Linked DNA regions of Homo sapiens: region 1 is linked to region 2. Evidence: read pairs that join two places in POLR2A ChIA-PET (ENCODE). Cell type or tissue: PC-9. All regions are shown on one strand.

Region 1 (8,000 bases), 120 kb after region 2:
CTCATCTCTACCAAATTAAAAAAAAAAAAATTAGCCAGGCGTGGTGGCATGTGCCTGTAGTCCCAGCTACTTGGGAGGCTAAGGCTGGGAGGACTGCTTGAGTCTGAGAGTTCAAGTTTGCAGTGAGCTGTGACTGCACCACTGTACTCCAGGCCAGATAAGAGTGAGACCCTGTTTCAAAAAAAAAAAAAAAAGGAAAAGAAAGGAACAGGGAGAAGGAAGGAAAAAGTGAATGTAAGGGGAAAGGGAAGGGGAGGGGAGGGGAGGGGAGTGAGGGAAGAAGGAAGGAGTGAAAGAAGGAAGGGAAGGGAAGGAAGGGAAAAAAAGGAAAGAAACAAGAAAAAGAAAGAAAGAAAGGAAAGAAAGAAAAAAAAGAAAGAAGAAAAATAAAGAAAAGAAAGAAATAAATCATAATGCCACTGTCATGTTCAAAATTGTTACGCTTTTAGGGAGATAGTATTTTATTATCTTCTGCCAGGGGGAACTGCAGAGGGTAACTGAGTGTTAAAAAAAATCACTGAGGCTAATCCAAATGTCTGCTTGACGAGGCTTTTGTGGAGCAAGGAGAGGCTTGGTGACCAGACACCTGGCGAAATGGCACTGATCCTGATATGATCCAGTGGTGCTACTCGGTGTGGCCAGGTGATTGATGGAGGGAACTCAGACCAGTTTCCAAGGTTGCCCCACCTCCCACACCACTGTCTTACAAACTTCATGTTCTGCTTTCAAGACTTTTGCCATATCCACATTCCATCTCTATTATTATTTACTTAATATTTTTCTCTAAACGTACTCGTGTTTGAAGTTAAGTGTGCTCATTATGTTTCTTCTAATAATCATTAAAGCAAATATATAATCATTCGAATGAAACAGGTCCATTTTGTGTACCAGTGCGTTGAGCACCACAAGGATACAACTATCACACCTTGGGAAACAATGATTTACATTAAAAACCACAAGTATTGGCCACTGTATCTGGAATAATACCTTGGAATAATAGCAAGAACCTCAGATATTTGTTTCTAAAACTAGACTATACATTGCATTAGCTGTAGCAGGATAATGTGGGGACACCCCTGGCATGCCATGCCTAGCTGACCCTTTTGCATTTCATCATGACGGCTCTTCAACTTTTTTTTTTTTTTTGAGACGGAGTCTCACTGTGTGGCCCAGGCTGGAGTGCAGCGGCGCGATCTCGGCTCACTACAACCTCCGCCTCCCGGGTTCAAGCGATTCTCCTGCCTCAGTCTCCGAGTAGCTGGAACTACAGGTGCCCACCACACCCAGCTAATTTTTGTATCTTTAGTAGAGACGGGGTTTCGCCATGTTGGCCAGGCTGGTCTCCAACTACTGGCCTCAAGTGCTCTGCCCATCTCGGCCTCTCGAAGTGCTGGGATTACAGGCGTGAGCCACCACGCCTGGCCTGCTCTTAAATTTTTACCCTCTGTTTAAGTTTCCAACCCAGCTCCTACCCTCACTTCCAGATGCTCTTACCTCTGATGTCAGGGAAAAAATAAAGACACGAGGCCTCTCTTCCTCCCCTTCTGTCTGTCCATTTGTCCCTGTGTGTCCTTCCTGAGTTAGGGAAGGAGGGGTCCTGTTTCTTTCTAAAGCCACTGTCTGTAGTCAGCCTCTCCTCCAGGGCCCCTCCCTTTCCTTCACGCTTCTATGTTCACTCTTCGCCATTTCCTTCTTAGCCCATAAACATTGCTAAGTGTCCCTCCTATCCCACTGTTTGAAACCAACCAACAAGCACACTTCTCCAACCCTGCCCCCTCCTCAGCACCGCCTGCCTTTGGTCTCATTGGCAAATGTCACTAGAGGGGTTTACACCCATGGCCAACTCTCGCTAGCTTTCCCTGTCACATCTCCACTCGGGATTCTGGTTTCTGCCCCACTGCCCGACACTGCTCTCGGGAAGGTATCGATGACCTTGGCATTGCCAAGTTCAGTGACCTCTTCTGAGCTTGCACCCTCCCCTGCCGGCCCACAGCACAGGCGCCTTGGATGGGAGGCTTTTTTGGAGACTTGAGTCTGCCTTTCTCAGCCCTTGAGCCTCTCCTCTTCTTGGTGTTTCCTTCTGTCTTCTGCCTCTTGCCTGCTGCCTGGCTCTCTGCTCCCCCCAGTCCAGCAAATGCCAAAATAGGCTCCTGATGCTCCTGTCCTGTGCGGTCAGATGAATCCAGACAATGCTGCAGGCTGTATATCTCACTCGCAGGGCCCCAGTGCACATTAGCCTATTAGGCAGTGAGAAACTCTGTGCTACAGAAAAATTTGATGAGCTCAGGGTTCCCAACACGTATTTGACCACAGAATCCTCTTTTTTTGAGAGGAGGGAGGGTAACATCTTTTTTGTCCTGAGAAAAGTCCTGATGAACTGAGGAATTCGGGTTTTATGGATAGGATACACCCCTTTGCCACTCTCTATACCTGCATTGTCAATAGAGTAGCCCTTAGCAAGCTGTGACCGCTGAACACATGCAGTGTTTCCATGGTACTGGTTTGTATCTGTCTTTTAACATTACACATCGTCTAACTGGTGCTGTTGTTAATCTGTGTAGTTACGGTGTCAGTGGCTCTGACTGCAGACCAGGGACTGTGTCTAACACATTTCTGTAATAGCAAGCTGAGCACAGCGTGTTGGCTACCTGCAGTCAGGGAATATTTGTTAGGGGATAGAATATTGTGTTGGTCCTAGGCCTGTTTGTGCCCAGGTCCATTTCTCACCTTTTCCCTGTTCTGCTCTGGGCTGCAAAAAAGCCAATCCTGCAGGCTGTTTTTTCTAAGCTTCTGTTCTATTTGGCCTCTGCCTGGGTTTGGCCAATGAGAGGAAACTCTGGCAGGAGACTGAATGTTACAGGGTGGAGTAGGAAAAATGTCCTCTCTCCAGAAGAGTGACATGATTAAAAAGTTTTTTGTCTGTTAAGTAATGAATGGAAATGCTGGGCTTGCATCTTACACAAACTTGGAGTTCAAGAATTCAGATGAATTAACACAAAAATTGGCCAGGTATGGTGGCTCACACCTGTAATCCAAGCACTTTGGGAGGCCGAGGTGGGCAGATCACTTGAGGTCAGGAGTTCTATTAGCGGTAAATGTGCTCAGACTTTGTCTGAAAATGTATTTATTTCTCTGTCATCCATGAATTAGATTTCTAGCTGGACAGTTATTTTTTCTCTGTGTTGTGTGTTATGTGCAGCCAGTCTAATTGCTGTTCATGTGGTTATTCTGGTTTTTCTTGGTGCTCACTTGAGGTCTGAGCACAAAGGAATCAATATTACTGTAGAAAAATGTTTACTGAATGTAGCTGGAAAATTACACATTTAACATTATTTTCAGATATTTCACTTTAAAGAAAAAGAACTTCCTAATCTCCCCAGGTAGCCTCCTCTGTTATTTTACTGGACCTATTGCTAACATTTAGTAGAGATGAAACCCCATCTCTATTAAAAATACAAAAATTAGCCAGGGGTGGTGGCGTCTGCCTGTAGTCCCAGCTACTTGGGAGGCTGAGGCAGGAGAATCACTTGAACCTGGGAGGCAGAGGCTGCAGTGAGCTGAGATCGTGTCACTGCACTCCAGCCTGGGCGATACAGCAAGACTCCATCTCAAAAAAAGAAAAAGAAAAACAAAAAACAACACAAAAATTGGTCACTAGCTGGTGATACCCTTAGGGTGACTGGCCAAAGGAATGGTGCAACTGGCCTGGAGGGTCACACTCACAACTGTGGCTCCATGAGATTCCACAGAAAAACCAAGTCTCATTAAAGATGAGCTCAAAGTAAAAAAAAAAAAAAAAAAATTACAAAAAACGGGAAAAATCCACCATAAATTGAAAAATGAGGATTAGAACACCAAGAACATATGACAGTAGAACAAAAATACACATGGAGATGTAAAATATATATGTTTAACATTACTCAAGACACATAATGAAGGGCTTGAAGCCATAGGTAGTCTATTAAAAGAAAGAATAAGGAGAGTTGAAAAAGAATAAAAATGGCAAATATTGTCATGGAAATGATAAATTAATAGATTAAATAGCAGATTAAACACATCCTAGGAATTAGTAAACCTAAAAACAGATGTGAAGAATTATTTAGAATGTAGCCCAGAAAGAAACAGAGATGGAAGGCTGGGCATGGTGGCTCACACCTGTAATCTGAGCACTTTGGGAGGCCAAGGCGGGTGGATCACCTGAGGTCAAGAGTTCAAGACCAGCCTGGCCAACAGGGTGAACCGTCTCTACTAAAAATACAAAAAATTAGCGGGGCATGGTGGCGGGTGCCTGTAATCCCAGCTACTCAGGAGGCTGAGGCAGGAGAATTGCTTGAACCTGGGAGGCAGAGGTTGTTGTGAGCCAAGATCGTGCCATTGCACTAAAAAAAGAAAAAAAAGATGGAAAACATAAAACGGAAGTTAAGAGACACAGAGGACAGAATGACAAGGCCCAACATACATCTGACAGGTAGTCCAGGAGAAGGGAATAGAAAGAATTGAGAGAGGTAATATTGAGATTATAATGGCTGAGACTTTTCTAGAATTGAAGAATGATACAATGCCTCAAATTCAGAACAATGGCTTCTGATTAGGAAAAAAATAAATCCATACCAGAACACCAAGGAGGGAAGAAAAAACATGATTAAACAGTCAGAAAGAAAAATCAGAATAACCACATGAACAGCAATTAGACTGGCTGCACATAACACACAACACAGAGAAAAAAATAACTGTCCAGCTAAAAATCTAAATCACAGATGACAGAGAAATAAACACATTTTCAGACAAAGTCTGAGCGCATTTACCACTAATAGACATGACTGGAAAAACTATTAAAAGACGTATTTCAGGAAGAAGGAAATTACATAAGAAGGAAAAAGAAAAGAGATATGAGAAATGGTGAGCCAAAATACTAGTAAATGTGTAAGAAATCAAAATAATCATTGACTGTATAAAACAACAATAATACTAAGTTGGCAGGTATAAATACAAGGTGAAGTTAAAACACAAAAATGTAATAACATGAAAGACATAAGAGAATCATTAGAGATAAATCATCCTCCTTGCATTGATCAGCAGAAGGAAGAGATATTGATCAAAGGCAAACAGGTATGTTAAAAATGGAAAGGTAACCACTCAAAGAACAGACATAGACTACATAATTTCCCAACCAGTAGAGGGCAATAAAAGAAACAAAGAAACTTGATCAGTGCGACAGAAGTCCCTGTGTCAGCAGAACAAAAAGGGGCAAAGAAAATGCCTGGTAAATAGAAAATACATAATAAAATAGATACAAATAAAAGTATTAAATTGTTTTAATCAATGTAAATGGCTTAAATCTGTCAGTGAAAAGAGAGGCTCTGGATTAAAAATCAGGTCATAGAAGTGTTGGAAGTAGTGGGCTAGAAAAAGCTATCCAAATAAAAATTCTAAAAGCAACTGGGGAGGTTTTATTACAACAGACAAATTAGGCTTTAAGGACCCGTATGAGATGGTAGAAACATTCACCAGGAAGAAGAATAATTCTGATCTTATTTGCAACTAACAGGAAAGCCTCAAAGTGTAAAATAAAAAAACAACTAACAGGAAAGCCTCAAAGTGTAAAATAAAAAACTAAGACCCATACCCCACCTCCCTCCAAAAAAAAGAAAAAACTGACATATCTATAATCGTAGTAGAGTTTAATATAGTTCTCTCAATGAAAATTAATGAGAATATGAAAGATTTGAACACTATTAACAAGGTTAACATATGAACACACATACAAGAGACTATACATTCTTTTTCCATAGAACCAGGCTGGGCGTGCTGGCTCACTCACGCCTGTAATCCCAGCACTTTGGGAGGTCGAGGTGGGCAGATCACTTGAGGTCAGGAGTTCGAGCCCAGCCTGGCTAACATGGCGAAACCCCATCTCTATTAAAAACGCAAAAATTAGCTGAGTGTGGTGACAGGCGCCTGTAATCCCAACTACTCAGGAGGCTGAGGTGCGAGAATCACTTGAACCCAGGAGGCAGAGGTTGTAGTGAGCCAAGATTGTGCCACTGCACTCTAGCCTGGGTGACAGAGTAAGACACTGTCTCAACAACAACACAAAGAACCCACAGAACCAATTTCAACAAACACCAAGGAATCAATATTACTGTAGAAAAATGTTTACTGAATGTAGCTGGAAAATTATACATTTAACATTATTTTCAGATATTTCACTTTAAAGAAAAAGAACTTCCTAATCTCCCCAGGTAGCCTCCTCCGTTATTTTACTTGACCTATCGCTAACATCTGTGATTGCTGATGACTCGATCCTCATGAGATCCTTTTTCACTCGTCTTCCAGGTCACCACCTCTCCTCTCCTCATATCCTCCCACCTCACTGGTCTGCCCTTCCACGGCTCCTTTGCTCGTTCCTCCTCAACTCTCCAGACTTCTAATGTCGCAGTGCCCTAAGATTCAGTCCTTGGAACTTTCCTCGACATACTCAGAGCCTTGGTGACCCAGTTCATTCTCATGGCTTATTTATGTACTGATAGGCTCCCAAATTTACACTCCAGCCTGAACATCTTCCCTGAACTTCTTCACACGTTCTGCTGTATACTCAGTATCCCCATTCAGATGTCTAAAAGGCACATCAAAGTAACATCAAAAGCCAAACCCCTAATCATCTCCCAACCTGCTCCTCTATAATTTTCCACCTCAGTGGATGGCAATATCATCTCTCCAGCTGCTCACGCCACCTGATACTTCTCACACTTCACATTCAATCCACCTGTGGGATCCCTCTTCACAATACATCCAGACCACTTCTCACACGTCCCCCATGGCTGTTCTGATCCAAGTTATCATCATCTTGTGCTTGGATTACTGAAGTAGCTTTCCAATGGATCTCCTGGCTTCTGATCCCTTCCCCTCTTTAATCTGGCAAGGCAGAGCAGTACTGTTAAAACACACCAGATCATGTCACTCCTTTCATTAAAACCCTTGGCTGGGTGCGGTGGCTCACGCCTGTAATCCCAGCACTTTGGGAGGCCGAGGTGGGTGGATCACCTGAGGTCAAGAGTTGGAGACCAGCCTGGCCAACATGGTGGAACCCCGTCTCTACTAAAAATATAAAAATTAGCTGGGCATGGTGGTGGGCACTTGTAATCCCATCTACTTGGGAGGCCGAGGCTGGAGAATTGCTTGAACCCAGGAGGCAGAGGTTGCAGTGACCGGAGATCATGCCATTGCACTCCAGCCTGGGCGACAAGAGTGAAACTCCATCTCAAAAAAAAGAAATAAAAATAAAAATAATAAAAACCCTCCAATGGGTTCTTCTCACTCCAAACAAAAGCCAAAGTTTATAAATAGCCCACAAGAACCTAAACAACCTCCTTCATTTCCTAGGTCACACCCAGACCCTCGCTTCCTCCTTCTCTCCTGCTCTTCCCTCTTCCCACCGCACAGGCCTCCGCACTATTCCTCAGGCACCACAGGATGCTCCTGCTGCAGGGATTTTGCAGGTGCAAAATCTGCCCAGAATGATCTTCCAGATATCCGCATGGCTCCCTCCAGATATCCTCACACCCCTCCAGTCTCTGCCTGCCGTCACTATCTCAGAGAGGTTTTATCTGAGTATTTTATTCAAAATAAAATCCCTCTGGATCCACCTCCCTTGCAGAACTCCCATTCCTCTTCCCTGCTTCATTTTTCTAAGATGCTACACACTTCACATTCTCATTTTGTTCGTTTTCTGTTTTAGCCTACTCAAACACCAGCTCCAAGATGGCAGAAATTTTTGTCTTATAATTTGCCACATCCCCAGTGTCTGACACACAGGAGGGCTTCGATAAGCATTTATGGAATGTGATGTGAAGATACACTCTGAGCTTCAGGAGACAGTACAGCAGTGTTGACTACAGGCAGTCAGAGAAATTGATGAAAACTTCCTGGTAGGTCCTTTTTGGTAGACAAGAAGAGTGGGCAAAGAAGAAAGATGAGAGATCATGGCTACTATCAGGTTG
Region 2 (8,000 bases):
AAAACAAGTTCTTAGAGACCTATGAAGAGATTTAGATTCCCACACAATAATAATGGGAGACTTCAACACCCCACTGACAGTATTAGACAGATCATTGAGGCAGAAAATTAACAAAGCTATTCAGGACCTGAACTGAACACTTGACCAAAGTAACCTGATAGACATCTACAGAGTGCTCCACCTAAAAACAACAGAATATACATTCTTCTTATCACCAAATGGCACATACTCCAAAATCAACCAGACAATCAGACATAAAACAATACTCAGCAAAATAAAAAAACCTGAAATCATACCAACCACATTCTCAGACCACAGTGCAATAAAAATAGAAATCAATACTAAGAAAATCATTGAAATCACACAATTACATGGAAATTAAACAACCTGCTCCAAAATGACTTTTGGGTAAATAACGAAATTAGGTCAGAAATAAAAAAATTCTTCCAAACTAATGAGAACAAAGATATGACATACAAGAATCTCTGGGACACAGCTAAGGCAGTGTTAATAGGGAAGTTTATAGCACTAAATGCCCACATGAAACAGACAGATCCCAAATTAACAACCTAATATTACAACTAGAAGACCTAGGAATGCATGAGCAAACCAACCCCAAAGCTATTGGAAGACAAGAAATAACCAAAATCAGAGCTGAACTAAAGGAAATTGAGACACAAAAACCATACAAAAGATCAACAAATCCAGAAATCGGTTCTTTGAAAGAAATTAATCAGATAGATAGATCACTAGCTAGACTAATAAAGAAAAAACGAGAGAAGATCCAAATAAATACAATTAGAAATTACAAAGAGGAGGTTACCACTGGCCCCACAGAAATACAAAACACCTTTAGAGACTACTTTGAATACCTCTATGCACACAAACTAGAAAATCTAGAAGTGGATAAATTCCTGGACACATACAGCTTCCTAAGACTGAACCAGGAATAAACTGAATCCCTGAACAGACCAATAATGAGTTCTGAAATTGAATTAGTAATAAAAAGCCCACCAACCAAAACAAACAAACAAACAAACAAAAAAGGTCCAGGACCAGAGGGATTCTCAGCCAAATTCTACCTGATGTATAAAGAAAAGCTGGTACCATTCCAACAGAAACTATTACAAAAAATTGAGGAGGAGGGACTCCTCCCCAACTCATTCTATGAGGCCAGCATCATTCTGATACCAAAACCTGTCAGAGACACAACAACAACAAAAATAAAAAGAAAAGAAAAATTCAGGCTGATATTTTTGATGAACATAGATGCACAAATTCTCAACAAAATGCTAGCAAACTGAATCCAACAGCACATGCAAAGTTGGTTTAACATATGCAAATTGGCCGGGCACAGTGGCTCATGCCTGTAATCCCAGCACTTTGGGAGGCCTAGACGGGCAGATCACGAGGTCATGAGATCGAGACCATCCTAGCTAACACGGTGAAACCCTGTCTCTACTAAAAATACAAAAAATTAGCTGGGTGTGGTGGTGGGTACCTGTAGTCCCAGCCACTTGGAAGGCTGAGGCAGGAGAATGGCATGAACCTGGGAGGCGGAGCTTGCAGTGAGCCGAGATTGCGCCACTGCATTCCAGCCTGGCTGACAGAGCAAGAGTCCGTCTCAAAAAAAAAAAAAAAAGAAAAAGCTATTTTGAAATTCATATGGAACCAAAAAAGAGCTCGAATAGCTAAGGCAACCCTAAGCAAAGCTGAAGGCATCACCTTACCCAACTTCAAACTATATACTACAGGGCTACAGTAACCAAAACAGCATGGTACTGGTACAAAAACAGACATATAGACCAATGGAACAGTAGAGAGAGCCCAGAAATAATGCCATACACCTATAACCATCTGATCTTCAACAAAGTTGACAAAAAAAAAGAGTAATGGCAAAAAAAAAAAAAAAAAGCAATGGAAAGTACTCCTTATTCAATAAATGGTGCTAGAATAAATGGCTAGCCACATGCAGAAGATTGAAATTTGACCCCTTCCTTACACCATATACAAAATCAACTCAAGATGGATTAAAGACTTATGTGTAAAAACTCAAACTATAAAAACACTGGAAGATAACCTAGGACATGCCATTCTGGACATAGGACTTGGTGAAGATTTCATAATGAAGACACCAAAAGCAATTGCAACGAAACAAAAATTGACAAATGGCATGTAATTAAATTAAAGAGCTTCTGCACAGCAAAAGAAACTATCAACAGAGTAAACAGACAACCTACTGAGAGAAAATATTTGCAAACTATACATCTGACAAAGGTCTAATATCCAGAATCTATAAGGAACTTAAACAAATTTACAAGCAAAAACAACCCCATCAAAAAGTGGGCAAAGAACATGAACAGACACTTTTCAAAAGAAGACATATATGCAGCCAAAAAGCATATGAAAAATGCTCAACATCACTAACCATTAGAGAAATGCAAATGAAAACTACAAGATACCATCTCACACCATTCAGAATGGCTATTATTAAAAAGTCAAAAAATAATAGATGTTGGCGAGGTTGTGGAGAAAAGAGAATGCTTATACAGTGCTGATGGGAGTGTAAATTAGTTCAGCCATTGTAGAAATAAGTGTGGCAACTCCTCAGTGAACTTAAAACAGAATTACCATTTGACCCAGCAATCCCATTACTGGGTATATACCCAAAAGAATATAAATCATTCTACCATAAAGATACATCCATGCATATGTCCACTGCAGCCTATTCACAATAGTAAAGACACATAATCAACCTAAATGCCTATCAATGGTAGACAGGATAAAGAAAATGTGGTATATATACATCATGGAATATTATGCAGCCATAAAAAGAATGAGATCATGTCCTTTGCAGCAACATGGATAGAGGTGGAGGCATTATCCTTAGCAAACTAAGACAGGGACAGAAAACCAAATACCACCTGTTCTCACTTGTAAGTGGGAGCTAAACAAGGAGAACACGTGGATACTAGGAGGGAAACAACAGACACTGGGGCCTGCTTGAGAGTGGAGGGTGGGAGGAGGGAGGGGATCAGAAAAAACACCTATCAGTCACCCATTTCTGGGATGGGGGATAGGTACTAGATAGCTTCAGGGCAGGGGCTGGTCACCAGAAGAACCAACCCTGTGATTAGAGGGCTGGAACTTTTAGCTTCATCTCCTGACTTCTGGGGAGGAAAAGTGAGTGGGGATTGAGTTCAATCATATAGCCGATGATTCAGTCAATTATGCCTACATAACAGAAGCCCATATAAAAACCCTGGAACAACAAGGTTTGGAGAGAGAGCTTCTGGGCTGGCGAACACCTCCATGTGCTGGGAGGCGCATGTGTCTGGAGAGGTGTGGAAGTTCTGTGCCCCCGCCCTATACATCTCCATTTGGCTATTCCTGACTTGCATCCTTTATAAGAAAACTGCAATCGTAAGTGCAGTGTAGCCTTTTCATGAGTTCTGTAGTCATTCCAGCAAATTATCATGAGTCATGGGACTCCCCCCCCAAATCTGTAGCCAGGTCAGACAGAAGTGTGGGTAGTGCGGGTAGCCTGGGGACCTGGAACTCGTGTTTGGCATCTGTAGTGGGGACAGGCTTGTGGGAACTGAGCTCCTTAACCTGTGAGGTCTACACTAACTCCAGTTAGCTAGTGTCAAATTGAATCGTAGGACACTTGGTCAAAGAATTATTGTTGGAAACTACCAGGGTACTTAAATTGTTTGCTCATAAACCCTCCCACTTTGAATGGGCCCAACCAACATTTACTCCAGTGACTCTTATCTGAGCTTCCTGGCTGATCTTTTTTTTTTTGAAACAGAGTCTCGCCGTGTCACCTAGGCTAGAATATAGTGGCATGATCATAGCTCAGTGTAACCTGAAACTCTTGGGCTCAAGCAACCCTTCTGCCTCAGCCTCCTGAGTAGTTGGGACTACAGGGGTGTGCCACCATGCCCAGCTATTTTTGCATTTTTTGTAGAGACAAGATCTTGCTATGTTGCCCAGGCTGATTTCGAACTCCTGGGCTCAGGCAATCCACCTGCTTTAGCCTCCCGAGTGCTGGGATTATAGGCATGAGCCACCGCACCTGGCCCCACTTCCATTTTTTTTGTGGTTACACATTCCTTCTACACACATATCAATATGTTCACATGTTCAAGTCTTGCAGGCTTGAGAGCCATTCTTTGCATATCTCTGCTCCTGTCCATTCTGTTTTGATGACACAGCCTAATTTTAGCCTGAAGTATTGATAGCTCAGTCTTTGTTTAGCTTTGGGCCTTGGCATCCCTGTCCTCTTTTGGAGTTGTGGCTAGAAGTCCTCAAATGCTTCCTGGCTTGTCGTGCAAACCTCACAAGTATCTTTATATTGTACATCTCTGGACTGCAGAGGTGTGACTGTCCAACATCACCATGATTTAGCACTAACTGGAATTTAAAGAGTAACCTGCTTCTCCAGTCTCTGACTCAGCTAGTTCAAATGTCTGCAGTATTTCCTCTCATCCTCACCCACTGGGACACTAAGACTGCTTCGGACTCACCCCACAAGCAGAGGGGGCTGATAAATTAGAGCTGAATTACATACAACTCCCATCTGCCAAAAAAAACCCCTCAACTGCATGTTACAAGCTATGGTGTAAAATTCCTTCCTTGTAAGAGACAAAACAAAAACTCCAGAGAGCCATAAACTTGCTCAAATTCTGACCCTGAAATTCCACTTCCAGACCTAAGGAAATAATCAGAGATACAAAGAATTATGTAAAAGTTCTAAACTGTAATATTACTTACAAAGTGAAAAAGTAGAAATAATCTAAATATCTAACAAAGAACAATATAATGTTTATATGATATGCAGCGATTTAAAATGTTTTTGAAGCAATTTAAAGACATTCAAGGTCTCATAGCATCATGCTAAATGAACATAGTGGAATGTCAACTCTATGCATTAAGGCTAGGTAAGGTTAAAATGTATATATTATGTGCATCAAAAGAGACCTGAAGAAAATCTCAAAACCATCACCAGAAGCTTTCATCTTTTTTTTTTTTTTTTTTTTTGAGGTGGAGTTTCGCTCTTGTCGCCCAGGGTAGAGTGCCGTGGCGCGATCTTGGCTCACTGCAACCTCCGCCTCCTGGGTTCAAGCGATTCTTGTGCCTCAGCCTCCTGAGTAGCTAGGATTACAGGCACCTGCTATGACGCCCAGCTCATTTTTGTATTTTTTAGTAGAGATGGGGTTTTGCCATGTTGGCCAGTCTGGTCTCAAACTCCTGACCTCAGCTGATCCGCCAGCCTCAGTCTCCCAAAGTGCTGGGATTATGGGCATGAGCCACCATGCCGGGCCCAGAAATTTTCACTTAATGTGAAATTATGACTAACTTATTTTCCCAAGTTATAAAAGTGAGTGTATATTACTTTTGTAATCCTAATTTAATAGTTTTCTAAAAGTACTGTCTACCCCACAGCACTGCTTGATGTCTTCTGAGTGACTCCAAGGAGAGTAGCCTTTTCTATTTTGGCTCTATCCATCTTCCCATTTTCATTGATCACTGTCTCCCACGTACTGCTTTCCAGCCACATGGAACCTCTCACCATTCTTTCCACACAACAGGCCTTTTCATCACTCTGTGCCTTGGCATTTGGTGCTCCTTCAGCCTGGAATACTCTTTACTCTCTTCCATACTCACTCTTCTTCCAAATGCACTTCAAATGCTAGTTTCAGGTTCCTGAAGACACAGTTAGTCTTCAGGACTGTGCTCTGTAGTTGTTTTACACCTGCTCCAGCATTTATCATGTGGTCATGTGACTCATTTACAACTTGCCTTCCCCACTAAATTGTGAGCCTGTCTTGGGGTAGATGTATTATTTACTGTTGTATCATTACTACCTAGCACAAAGCCGACTATGTGCTAGGTAGTGGTGATACAACAGTAAACAATACATCTAAATACACTTATTTAACGTTCTTATTACAAAGAATGCTAAATAAGTTAATTTAAAATTTACTGTTATCTCTTTTCAAAAAGAATCAAAGGCCAGATGCAGTGTCTCGCTCTTGTAATCTCAGCACTTTGGGAGGCCGAGGCAGAACGATTGCTTGAGCCCAGGAGTTCTAGACCAGCCTGTGCAACATGGTGAGACCCCATCTTTACAAAAAATTTAAAAATTAGCTGCACGTGGCATGTGCCTATAACCCTAGCTACTCGGGAGGCTGAAGTGGAAGCATCGCTTGAGCTTAGGAGATTGAGGCTGTAGTTAACTGTGATCACACCACTGCACTCCAGCCTGGGTTATGGAGTGAGACCCTGTTTCAAAACAAAAATAAAAACAAAAAACAGGCCGGGCACAGTGGCTGAGGCCTGTAATCCCACCACTTTGGGAGGCGGAGGCGGGTGGATCACCTGAGGTCAGGAGTTCGAGGCCAGCCTGACCAACATGGCAAAACCCCGTCTCTACTAAAAATACAAAAATTAGCTAGGTGTAGTAGTGGGTGCCTGTAATCCCAGCTACTTGGGGGGCTGAGGCAGGAGATTCACTTGAAACCTGGAGGTGGAGGTTGCAGTGAGCCGAGATTGCACCATTGCACGCCAGCCTGGGTGACAAGAGCAAAACTCTGTCTCAAAACAAACAACAACAACAAAACCCCCAAAAGAATCAAACTACTGACTAAATAATGGATGAACGGACTAGTGGCAAGGCTACCAATCAAAAACTAAAACAAAAACAAAAAAACAAATCTGTGGTACTTGGCCATCCAAGCTCAGAAAAGGAATGATGTTGGAAGTAAGTTCTGTGTAAGGCTATTATACAGAGCTGAAAATGAGATAATTTTGTAAATACCAGCAAAAGACATCCTGCCCTAGATGGCATGTCTTTGGAATTTTGAATTCTGTACCTCACTGCCTGATTACAACTATAAAGGACCTAAGATTTGATTTTACTTGACTTACAAAGGCTAGTAAGTTAGGGTTTGCCACAAGGAGATGCTGAATCTGGGGGACAAAAAGAACATGAAAGGGCTCCCGTTTCCCAATCTCCTGAGATCGAATGTGTTCCCTCTCCAGGTGCTAGGGTCTCCGTGGCCATGCAGTTGGTGTGTCCCATCCCAGTAGCCATGTCTATACTTTTTCTCCAATCGTGCCCTACTTGCTTCCAGACATCTTGTCTGGAAGGGTCAGATGTAAGAGGGACAGGGGCATTTTTGCAAAATTAAAGAGAACCATTATATCCTATCTTGGCCTGTGTAGAACCCTGTAGAGGGATCTAGAGAACAGTGTACTTAACTAAGTAGTCATTATCGTCATGATATAGGACCATGTTAGTCCAATCTAGCTGAACCAGAATTAAATTTGAATTCCCTAGGCTGTCTTTTTTTAAGTAGTCGAAGGTGGTCTCTCCCCAGGGACATCTGAAGGGTATACCAACCAGGCTGGCCTGAGGATGTTGTCAGGGAAAAAAAGATGCATCATGTTTAGCAATAGTCAGTGTAGAATCTTGAATTTTCAAAATAGGTTCTATAGCTCTCCACCCTTATGGTCCAGATTATCACCTAGGAGACCAAGAGGAGATGAACTCTTTCTGGGGAAGGGTGCATTTAGTGACCATACTGCCTTACTAAGGTGTGCAGTGAGAGTTAGGGTTAGAGTCAGAAATCTTTTTGAGTTGATTTTTGAGAAGGCCTTTCCAATGTTCAAAATGATACCAGATACCTGCAAATGGGAGTGTGAAATGTCCATTGAATACCTTGACTAGTGGTCCATTGTTGAATGGCCTTTGCAATCCCTTCTCCCAAGTCTCACCGGGGTGATGTGAGCCAGACAGATGTCACACATGCAGGGAGTTGTATTACAGGAGGGGTAACACTGAGCTCAGGGACTCCACTGCTTTTATAGCAAACAGTAAGCAAGCTTGCTCTCTGTCCTGATGGGAGACATCCCTTCATTTTTCAAGGTTGCTTGCTGCAACCTAACCCTGAGAAATGTCTTGGATAAAGAGTGGTGAGAGCCTTGCATTCTTG

The links. ChIA-PET counts read pairs that join two places held together with the same protein. Peaks named below come from ENCODE experiments on the same cell type or tissue, not always from the same donor. Only the 100,000 strongest peaks of a DNase experiment are listed, where the experiment ranks them.
Region 1: POLR2A ChIA-PET joins it to region 2 with 9 read pairs; 2 of 35 experiments call an interaction of 5 or more read pairs at or near these places.

The regions. Positions count from the first base shown.
Region 1 is chr2:24,223,506-24,231,505 of GRCh38, forward strand. All of the region lies in intron 29 of ITSN2 (intersectin 2), which reads right to left. Among named protein-coding and RNA genes, the nearest start is that of FAM228A, 52 kb to the left of the region's middle. In PC-9, a CTCF peak has its summit at 5,207 (motif pointing right); no DNase peak of the experiment used is centred here.
Region 2 is chr2:24,107,275-24,115,274 of GRCh38, forward strand. PFN4 (profilin family member 4) reads right to left here. Exons shown (of 5, transcript NM_199346.3): 5 at 7,535-8,000. It also overlaps a transcript of FAM228B not described here. Among named protein-coding and RNA genes, the nearest start is that of PFN4, 12 kb to the right of the region's middle. In PC-9, no CTCF peak of the experiment used is centred here; DNase peaks (open chromatin) are centred at 1,637, 3,847 and 4,397; H3K27ac peaks cover 4,022 bases.